Regions from separate parts of the Homo sapiens genome. Here all the other regions are linked to region 2. A link is a contact called in ENCODE Hi-C or POLR2A ChIA-PET data. All regions are on one chromosome and are shown on one strand. Each heading gives the region's core, a stretch centred on a gene start or an enhancer-like site at or near the end of the contact. The rest is flanking DNA. Distances are from core to core; before and after follow the strand shown. Region 1 holds the start of LINC01556 (long intergenic non-protein coding RNA 1556). Region 2 has its middle 3.0 kb from the start of TRA-CGC1-1. Region 3 holds the start of HCG15 (HLA complex group 15).

Region 1 (3,540 bases), core at 310-2,809, 2.4 Mb after region 2:
ATGAATGCATAAATGAAAGGATGAGTGAATGAATGAATGAATGAATGAATGAATACTCAGTGGGACAGCCCAGCTTAGACTTTTGGGAGACTTTAGACTTCTTTTTTGCCTTCACTTGCTAGGCTAAATTTTACAAGTTCAAAAGGGAATAATTATTTCTCCTCCTCCTCCTATCTTCTTTTGCCTTTCCAGGTCCCAGCTCCCAGGTGGACATCTTAGCGTCCAGATGACCCAACATATAGGTGTCCTTTAGTATGGATGACCAAACTAGGATGTTATAGTGCTGGATGTAGTAATTCATTTTTTCAAATCTTAACTTTATTAAGATAACATGGTTATTTATCTAGTAATTGTGAGAACAACATATAACAAATAGACCACATATATACGTAGCGTGTCTGGAAGAAATACTCAGATATAAATTACTACTTTAGTCAATCTTAATATTAATTATTTGTCAACTATGCTTAATGTGCCTCTCTAGTCTCTCAAGACTAAATTGCTAAGGAACCCTGGAATCATTTGCTGGCATTCATCCTTTCAAGCAAGGTGCCTGTTACAAAATATCTGCTCAATTAGTATGTATTGGATACATCTTTTGGAAGGTGAGGAAGGAAGCAGTGAAATTAGAAGACTTCTGCCTAGGCGACTGTAAAGTGCTCCTAAGCATCTACCCACCTCCCTGCACACAAAAACTCTCCATTCTATCTCCTCGAGTCTCCTAGCCTTAAAAGATGGTCTAAACTACCCCAGATCCAGGTAAATAACGGATCAAGTCCTTCTTCCCTAAAACAGGTGTTATTCTTTCTATTCTATGAGCCTCCACCTTATTTCTTAAAAAAAAAAAAGAAAAAAATGTTTACTGTTTAAGAAGATAACAGAATCTCAAAAGCTAACTCTTCAACTGTGTTCAACTAAGGACCTTAAACTGCTCTCTGAGGATAGGTGAAGCGGGAAAGGCTCTAGGTGTCTGGTGACTGTTTCTTTTGTTGGTTCGTTTGTTTTTTCAGCCTTAGCACATTTATCCCTTGGAGAAGACAATGGAAAATAGGGCAGATGAGCGTGCGTGGCTTATTTATTCTTGAGTCTGGAGTTAAGAAGGTTGTACTTTTTCCTTAGGATTGCCCTTGGTTGGTTCACAAATTTCGCAAAGTGAATGAAAACACATGAAGGCCACTGAAGGGAATAACTAGGGGACGAGATGTCTGAGCCCCTAAATCGAGAAACATTTGGGCACCGTTTGTGGGACTGTACATATGGGTGTTATCTGTGGCCCCTAGGAAAACAGAAGAGGAACCTGTCTCACTTAGGAAGCTGTGAGAACTGCCCACACAAGGCTTGAAAATGGAACTTTACTGGGTCAGAATGACGAGGGGGAAAAAAAAAATACCTCACACTGGCAGCGGTGGGATTCGAACCCACGCCCCCGAAGAGACTGGAGCCTTAATCCAGCGCCTTAGACCGCTCGGCCACGCTACCACCCACAGGGTGCGTCGCCGCTTTCAGTTTCACCCAAGTGACTGTCGCCCCTTTCCAGTCCTTTCATTCCCATTCCCACATCACCATAAGCCCTTCCCTCAGGCCCCTTCTTCAGCATTCCTTGCTTCTCAGCATAGCCCGAGAACCCCCGATCCCTGACACTTTGCTTCTTCTCAGCTCCCAGATGGATCCTGGACAGGATGCTGCAGGTGGTGCAGGAGGGGAATCCTGCCCCATTTATCATCAACACAGTAAAAAGGGGTCGAAGAGACCGAGAGCGCCAGAGGACGCCATGGGCTCCACATCCACTTGGATTCCAGGGAGTAAGCCTCTCGACTTCAGGAGTAAGCAAGGCCAACCGTTTGGTTTGAGCCTGTTGCTTCTAAGAAAAGCGAGGAAAAATCCTGAGACCTCCTCCCCTCGCCCTTCATCCACTTCAGGGGACCGAGTGTCTCCACGGAACTTCACAAGGGAGGAAAAGAGTGAACTCATTATTATTTGTCTTGTCTTCGTTTCAGAGGCGGTACATCTACGAAAGCCCTAATCATAGAGGGAAAGACTCCTCGTTCCTGGCCCAGAAATGAGATGAGAAATCCAGGGCCCCGTACAGGAAGGCCTTTCGCAAAGTCCAGACTCAATTGCCTTCGCAGCCCTTAAAGTTTCCTTAGGAAGGTCTGTGGGAGAACGAGGTTGGTTTAGGAATTGGCCCCTGCCTTGTACTACGTAGTTTTGTCATCCAAAGTGTTTTAGAAGTGAATTGAATCATAGTTACGCCTTATTTTGAAACACTGTAATTCAGAGAACGTAAAACCTTATTAAAATGCCTCATAATCATCTTGGTAGAGCCGTTGGTTAAGCGGGAGAGACAGTTGCCTCCTTAGCGCAGTAGGCAGCGCGTCAGTCTCATAATCTGAAGGTCCTGAGTTCGAACCTCAGAGGGGGCAAGGCGTCTGTTTTGCCATTTTACTTCTTCTTGATCCAAAATGAGTAAGACAACAAAGGAAGTTGACAAAACGTTGTTCTTTCTCTGCTTTCTCTATAGAAAAGTGTACAATATGTCTGGTAAGGGAAAAAAAAATCTAAGGACATTGCTTTGATGGAACAGAACGGGTAATTGCTGTTTAATAGAACCATGTTCAGTTACAAAACAGTGATTTTCACTAAGAATTAAATTCTCCAAAATTCTCATCTCCCCTCCCGCCCTGCATACCAATTGGAGATAGAGCTGGTAGCATTTTCAAATGTTTTTCAGATATGCTTGGCAATTGTCTTTGTTTTAACAACACCAGAGTCAAGAAACTTGCCAGTTTTAGAGTGCTGAGATAAGAAAAAGTGGGTGGAGGGTTGTACTAGGGGTGTGGAAGGTATAGAATCTAATTATCAATTACTGACTTGGTTATCTTTTACCATTCTTCTGGAATGGCTTACCACCAGGTTGCCACCAATAACATTCCATATGAAAAAAGAAAGGAAACAAAAAACTGACAAAAAACTCCCCCCTCAGTCTCATTGCATTGGACCTTTTCTCTTGCTTCCAGTCCTGTTGACTGGATCTAAATCATCCAAACTACCAGATGCAGGAAGGGGTAAAAAGAGAAACAAGAAGTGAAGAAGATAGGCTGATATTTACAGTCAAGATGAGCCCCTGACTCAAATAATAATGAGCAAGACTGATCATTAATGTCCTGCTCTTGAGTCCTACTTTGTTCCAAGCTGTGTTCCTATTAATCCATTCCCTCTCAGCTTTAAAATCACCCTTATATACTTTGTTTTGTGACATTGGGGCTGGGCGCCTGCAAATGATATTTCCCAAACTCCTTTGCCCATTGGCTTCCTCTTGTGTTCTGTCAATAAGAGGAACCAGAAAGAGACTAGAAAGCAAGAGGAGAGAAGCAGGGGCTGCTTTCTAAATTTTGTTCTTCCTGTCAGGTCACTCCAACAATGGCAGTTGAATCCCATCTCTATTTGTTCTCTTCATGCATTCCAGAATGTCTCACTGTCCATTACATAAGTAAGTAGTAGTCCAGCTGCAGCGCGTCCTCTTTAGCACTCCAGGATGCC
Region 2 (3,355 bases), core at 541-3,040:
AGTGAAACTCCATCTCAAAAAAAAAAAAAAAAAAAAAAAAAGTTGAATGGGATAGAGAGATAGGTCACCATACAGTAGTGTGCTCTCTGTTATAACACAGCAAGAGACCCAAACCCTGATGCCAGGGCATGAAGGTGCCTTAGGGAGGACTTCCTGGAGTATGTTGACATATGACCAGCAAAATGAAAACAGAAAGGAGCTGGTCAAGCAAGGAGTGGGGAAAAGGCTTCCAGTAAGAATAATAACATTTACGAAGATGTTAAGAGAATATGGATAGTGCATATAGATGTGCATAGTAGTTGTTTACTTTTATTCTTTTTCACCCCTCTTGCTGTCATCTTAGGTGCATAGTAGATGTTCAATAAATTATTGTTGGATCAAAAAATTAAGATGAATAACCAAATTATATCAGGTTTCTGACTATAATAAAAGAGAATTATTAAGTGTTGTTGCCAAACTGTGTGCCCAGTGATTTACATGAAAAATTTTATTTCGAAAACCCTATGAGCTGAGTAGTATTGTTCTCATTTAACTTTACATTTAGACAAACATAAATTTAGACATATATCAGCCTGGGTGATCTAGAGGTTTTTTTGTTTGCTTGTTTGTTTTTTTGAGACGGAGTTTCACTCTTGTCGCCCAGGCTGGAGTGCATTAGCGCGATCTCAGCTCACTGCAACCTCCGCCTCCCGGGTTCAAGTGATTCTCTTGTCTCACCCTGCCGAGTGGCTGGAATTACAGGCGCCTGCCACCATGTCTGGCTAATCTTTTGTATTTGTTTTAGTCGAGACAGGGTTTCACCATTTTTGCCAGGCTGGTCTCGAACTCCTGACCTCGTGATCCACCCGCCTCGGCCTCCCAAAGTGCTGGGATTACAGGCGTGAGCCACCACGCCCGGCCTAGAGTTTTTAATAACCAAATTTCTGACCCTCACATCTGAGGCACTGAGCATGGAAGAGTTGGAAAGAAGAGGGAGGGAAACTTATTTTTCTGTATCTGTTCTTGCACCACTACCTTCTTTTCTCAATAGTTGTTGTGTTACAGAAAAAGGGTCCCGATCCAGACCCCAAGGGAGGGTTCTTGGCTCTCCCGCAAGAAAGAATTCAGGGCGAGTCCGCAGTGCAAAGTAAAAGCAGGTTTATTAAGAAAGTTAAGTAGTGAAAGTACAGCTACTCCATAGACAGAGTAGGGTGTTCCTGAAACGCGGAGGAAAGTGTCCACCCTAGATACATACCTGTAAGTATGGGGAGATGTGCTCTGCTACAAGGGTCTGTGATAAAGGATTAATTTTCTTATTATATTTTGTAAGAATCGATATTATTATCTTTAAAGCAAAATTTGGAATGCCTTTGTTCTCCAGATATGGGGACATCTAGACACTCCCAAGTCTGGGTCTGTTTAGTAAACATTATTAATTTGTTCCCTTAACCATAAACATCTAGAGGCTAGGAATGCCTGACTTTCTGGGAATGCAGCCCAGCAAAAGTCCCGGCCTCGTTTTCCTAGCCCTCACTCAAAATGGAGTCGCTCTGGTTCGAATGCCTCTCACAGAAATCCCGCTAAAATGTACCTCCCTCGGTTGCGGTGAGCCGTGATCGTGCCACTGCACTCCAGCCTGGGAGATAGAGTGAGAACTCCGTCTCAAAAAAAAAAAAAAAAAATACCTCCTTCTTCTCTCAAAACTCTCCAATGGCTTCCACCCTGGGTCATCAACATGGCCTGGAAGAGCCGTACTCTGGATACCCGAGGGCGCGGCCCCAGCGCCGCGACGCCCCGCCCCTCTGGCTGCTCCGCTCTGGGATGCACTTCCGACGCCCTCTAGGCTTGGGAGTTCCGCGCCTCTCGGTGTCGCCTGGGGGGCGTGCTCCGGTTGGCGCACTGATTCCCAGTTGGGTAGGGGAGGCTTGACTGAGCTCCCACCCGGAATTTCACCTTAGACCTTTAAAGACCTTGCTCCGGCCTCCCGCGCCAGCGCTAACACCTAGTCCTCTTTAGTGGAGTTCCGGCGGAAGGGGATGGCGGGCACCCGACGGTGGTCTCCTCCCAGATGGCGAATTTCCGCGGCTTCTTCATCTTTTAGCTCCCAGGGAGCCCTCTGGCCCCAGCATGAAGCCCATGGAGCCCTTTTCAAAATTGTATTTTTAAAAGCTTTTAAAAAATACACAGGATTTTAAAGAAAGCCAATTGTACTACAAAACAGTTTTCAAACGATTAAAATAATTTCATAGAGTAATGTGTGCTTCTCATTAATGCATTAAATATTAAACATCAAGACCCGTCTTATGACTGCTGTAATTTTCAAACAGTTGTCTTGGGTATTTGTAACAACTGTATTGTGATACAAAAATATGTGATTTTTCTTTTCTTTTTTTTTAGACAGAGTCTCCCTCTGTCGCCTAGGCTGGAGTGCAGTGGCGTGGTCTCTGCTCACTGCAAGCTCCGCCTCCCGGGTTCACGCCATTCTCCTGCCTCAGCCTCCCGAGTAGCTGGGACTACAGGTGCCCGCCACCAATTTTGTTTTTGTATTTTTAGTAGAGACGGGGTTTCACCGTATTAGCCAGGATGGTCTTGATCTCCTGACCTGGTGATCCGCCCGCCTCGGCCTCCCAAAGTGCTGGAATTACAGGCATGAGCCACCACCCCCGGCCAAAAATATGTGATTTTTCTTGATGACAGAGTCGTAGTTACTTCTCTTTCAATTGTGGTTTGTTACCTGTATTAGTAAGTGAAAGATATGTTAAATTTCAGTTAGAATAGACTAGAATCAGAAATAATCAGAATGCAGTGTGTGTGTTAAGAGTAAGGAATAGTTCATGCAACTTTTGTTTCTGTTACATATGTATGACTGAATTACGATGTAAACTAAACTAAATTGTAGGTCACCACCAAAAAAATGAAAGCTACTGCCACTAGGCCCAAGTTCTGGGTGAAGAACCACGTCTGTTTACCTGGGCAACCCCATGGATCAGGAAAGCAGGGGATCAGAAAGGAGCACGCTAATAGAGAAAAGAGGGAGCCTGTGCATTTTTGTTGCTTTTCAAGAAAGAGTTTAACCTTTAACAACTTGTAGCCATTGTTATTGCAACTTTTACTCCTATTGCAGATGAAAAGCTTTGTGCGCTGTGGCTCCCTTTCCAAAAGGCCCATCTATTTTCTAAACAGCTCCTAGGTTATGAGACCTATGGTCAGCTCAAGAGTCCTTCATTTATTCGGGGATATCAGCCCGTGACTTGACCTTAACCTTCCTCTCTCTAACTGCAGTAACCTCTCCCGCCTTGTCCATAGTTTCCCTTCCGCTGTCTCAGTTACCCCCTTCAACCGTGGTCCAAAAATATTAAATGAAAATTCCAGAAAT
Region 3 (3,317 bases), core at 150-2,649, 2.4 Mb after region 2:
GCAACCTCCGTTTCCCGGGTTCAAACAATTCTCCTGTCTCGGCCTCCCGAGTAGCTGGGATTAAAGGCACGTGCCACCACTCCAGGTTAATTTTTGTATTTTTAGTAGAGACGCGGTTTCACCATGTTGGCCAGGCTGGTCTCGAACTCCTGATCTCAAGAGACCCACCCGCCTCAGCCTCCCGAAGTGCTGGGATTACAGGCGTGAGCCACCGCTTCCAGCCAGGATGTGATGTTGTTATGATCCAGTTAAATGAAGCAGGACTTTTTCTAATTAATTGCACTTTCTCTTCTCTTCCCTGGCTCCATATATTCACAGTTTCCAAAACTTCCTTGAGATGGGACACTCTTTTGTCATCTTGTCAGTTCTGTCCTTGAATTAATAAACTTTGACACATACATAAGATCAATTTGACTAAGAAATCTTATTTTGACATAGACATAAAAGTAATATGGTTTGTAAAATTCCTGTATATACGGAAGCCTTTTAATCTAATGTTTCATAGGAATTCAACCCTCTAGGCCTGCTGGTGATCAGTTCTTGAAAAGCACCCTCTTTTCGTGATATCACACGTTGTCTCCTCTATGTGCAGCAAGAATCTCTTGCTTCATTAGTTTTTATGCCTCTGCTTTCAGAAAACAGTCTGGTTGGGACCCCTGTGAAAGGAACTGTCTGGCTTAACTTATCTTGATTAATGCCTCTTTTTTTCTTTTCTTTTCTTTTCTTTCATTTTCCACATAAAGCTAATTGGATTAGAGAAAAAGAACTCTTCTTCGAATGCTACCAGTTTCTTTCCTTCTCATCTGAGCTATTATTCATTGTCCATAGGAAAAAAAATTCCCTAATTTTGGCACGGTAGGTTCTGTTTATTCACCAGACTTGCTACCGTTTACTCGTCAGCTCAGAGAGAACGTCGAAAAAATATAACAAAACCAAAATATGCATCAAGACAAGAGGAGGAAAGAGAATGTGAAAGACTACTAAAAAAAAAAAAAAAAAAAAAAAAAGTCAACAGCTAGGGTCAAGGAATCAATCTGCAAATATTCAGAGCCAGTAGGCTTGTACTACACTAGTCACTATGGAAAATGAAAAATGACCAAGACAGAAATCTCACCTCTTAACACCCCCCAAATCCCAATTTTCTCAACTGTAAAATGGGAATAAAAGTATTACAGTATTTACTATATAAAGTTGCGATGAGTCAATAACATAATACACAAAAGCAGTCAGCCAATTATCCAAATCCGTGTTATTAATATTATCATCATCATCATTCTTCTCACCGTACTTGGGGAATGAAGGAGACAGATACTGTGAGTAAGTTTTCCTTTTTTTTTTTTTTTTTTTTTTTTTTAGACAGAGTCTCGCTCTGTCGCCCAGGCTGGAGTGGAGTGGCGCCATCTCGGCTCACTGCAAGCTCTGCATCCTGGGTTCACGCCATTCTCCTGTTTCAGCCTCCAGGTAGCTGGGCCTACCGGCGCCCGCCACCACGCCCGGCTAATTTTTTGTATTTTTAGTAGAGACGGGGTTTCACCGTGTTAGCCAGGATGGTCTCGATCTCCTGACCTGGTGATCCGCCCGCCTCGGCCTCCCAAAGTGCTGAGATTACAGGCGTGAGCTACCGCGCCCCGCCAAGTGAGTAAATTTTCTATTGGGCACAGAGTTACCTGCTAAAATGAAGTGTGGAAAAATACAATGGGGTGTGTGTATGTGAGAGAGAGAGGGAGATTTGGAGGTGGGGTGGGGAAGACCCTATTTGAAGTGGGCTTTGAAGAATGAACAAGATTTTTATTAGGGAACAAAATGGAAACCAGCATTCCAGGACAAGCGTCTCAGGAGAAGCAAAAGCGCAGAGTTGTGAAAGCTCTTAGATTTTCAGAACTTTGAATTCTGAACTATATATAAACCTGGAAAATCTCGGTTAACTATGGGATGGCATCAAGATTTCAATTTCAAGCTTTCTGGTCATGCACAGTAAAGCTGGAATTAGAGTCTCTTACGTATGGCAGTTGTTGACAAGTCCGTACAGGTACCTAAGTGCTTCCCAGAAAATTCCTCAAGTTGGTAGGTCCTGGGGGAATCAGTTTAGTTCTAAAGAGAGGACTCATCAGAGATCTGTTCAACTTCCAGGAATCTGTGAGGATAGCTCCAAATCTCACTCTCATGCCCAGCCTATCAAACAAAGCAAACCGGTTGGACTGAAGCTGTGGGATCGGGACTGAAATAGAACCAGCGAGAAAGGCAGTCCTCCTCGATTCCTAGAGAGAACACATTCAGCCAGCAGTTGGATAGAGGATACTAGCAAGTCCCTCGCCAGGGCGGGGGAGCAGAGACACATTCCTGTCCCGTTTACATTCTTCCTCTGGCGGAGGCGGGAGGGTCGCTTGAAGCCTCGGATTTCGAGATCAGCCAGGACAAAAAAGCGAGACCCCCGTTTCTACCAAAAAGGGGGGGGGGTGGGCGGGGGGAAGAGAGAGAGAGAGAGAAAGGAAAAGAAAGAGAAAGAAAAGAAAGAAAAACTAGGCGCGGTCACGTGTACGTGTAGTTCCAGCTGCTCGGAGGTTGAGGCGGGAGGATCTCTTGAGCCCAGAAGTTCGAGGCCGCAATGAGCTCTGATCGTGGCAGAGCGAGGCCCTGGCTCAAATACATACATACTTTGTTCTGACTTTGTGTGCCCTTACTCTTTCCTCAGGTGCACGCTTGGGCTCGTTACTGCTCAGAATTTTAGAATCACAGATCCAGCAGTGATCAGGCAGCTGCAGCTGTCAGGGACCACCACCACCTACGCGATTGATCCGTGGGAGAAGCCGTCCTACTCTTTTCTTTCTCCTTTGTCCTTCTCATTCCTGACCCCTTCAGGATTCTCAGTCTTCCCTCCGGGAGGTAGGGATTCTACGGAGAGAGAAGGGTTGTGGGGCTTGTTCTGTTGCGGGTTCAAACCCAAATTGTCTTTTTCTTTTCAGACTTTTGGCCAGTCTTGTCTCGCTCCAACCTCCTACCCCCACCCCATTCCTCAGTGCATTCGTGAATTTCTCCAAGCAGGCCTTTCCAGATCGACACTAAGTTCCAATCCCGAGCTGTGTGACCCAGCACCAATTCAGTCACGATGATGACTTGCAATTGCTTAATCAGTTGGCCTTTCCTCCTAGCTGTGAAGGTGAGGACCGCCGGTGTCAGCGTTCGTCCTGAATACTCAGTGCCCAGGCACAGAGTAGGCATTCAGTCAATACTTGTTGAACGGGTTAATGGATTCCTGATGTTCACTGGTTGATATCGTCACTTTCAAATAATTTCTCCCATTTTTCTGTTTTGTTTTC

Evidence for each region. A loop is a pair of places that touch in the nucleus more often than their neighbours do. ChIA-PET counts read pairs that join two places held with the same protein, here RNA polymerase II (POLR2A). Pooled maps may share reads with other maps.
Region 1: a loop to region 2 is called in a map of naive thymus-derived CD4-positive, alpha-beta T cell, with 5 times the contacts of the local background. The contact joins the promoter of LINC01556 here to the enhancer-like site in region 2. A Hi-C loop is called at or near these places in 3 of 168 maps with a recorded cell type or tissue (HepG2, endothelial cell of umbilical vein and naive thymus-derived CD4-positive, alpha-beta T cell), 8 of 37 single-sample maps with no recorded cell type and 16 of 50 pooled maps.
Region 3: a loop to region 2 is called in a map of endothelial cell of umbilical vein, with 4 times the contacts of the local background. The contact joins the promoter of HCG15 here to the enhancer-like site in region 2. A Hi-C loop is called at or near these places in 2 of 168 maps with a recorded cell type or tissue (endothelial cell of umbilical vein and head of caudate nucleus), 2 of 37 single-sample maps with no recorded cell type and 12 of 50 pooled maps. POLR2A ChIA-PET finds 5 or more read pairs at or near these places in 1 of 52 experiments (naive thymus-derived CD4-positive, alpha-beta T cell).

The regions. Positions count from the first base shown.
Region 1 is chr6:28,942,225-28,945,764 of GRCh38, forward strand. It overlaps LINC01556 (long intergenic non-protein coding RNA 1556), which reads left to right and starts at 1,560. Exons shown (of 1, transcript NR_103538.1): 1 at 1,560-2,314. TRL-AAG2-2 (tRNA-Leu (anticodon AAG) 2-2) reads right to left here and starts at 1,479; the gene lies at 1,398-1,479. TRM-CAT3-1 (tRNA-Met (anticodon CAT) 3-1) reads left to right here and starts at 2,351; the gene lies at 2,351-2,423.
Region 2 is chr6:26,548,826-26,552,180 of GRCh38, forward strand. No RefSeq gene overlaps it. Among named protein-coding and RNA genes, the nearest start is that of TRA-CGC1-1, 3.0 kb to the right of the region's middle. RefSeq lists enhancers at 311-1,265, 1,525-2,059, 2,044-2,093. Within about 2 kb of position 1,791, at least 11 of the 41 ENCODE cell types and tissues checked have a DNase peak (open chromatin) inside an H3K27ac peak, as active enhancers do.
Region 3 is chr6:28,983,350-28,986,666 of GRCh38, forward strand. HCG15 (HLA complex group 15) reads left to right here and starts at 1,400. Exons shown (of 3, transcript NR_135289.2): 1 at 1,400-1,635.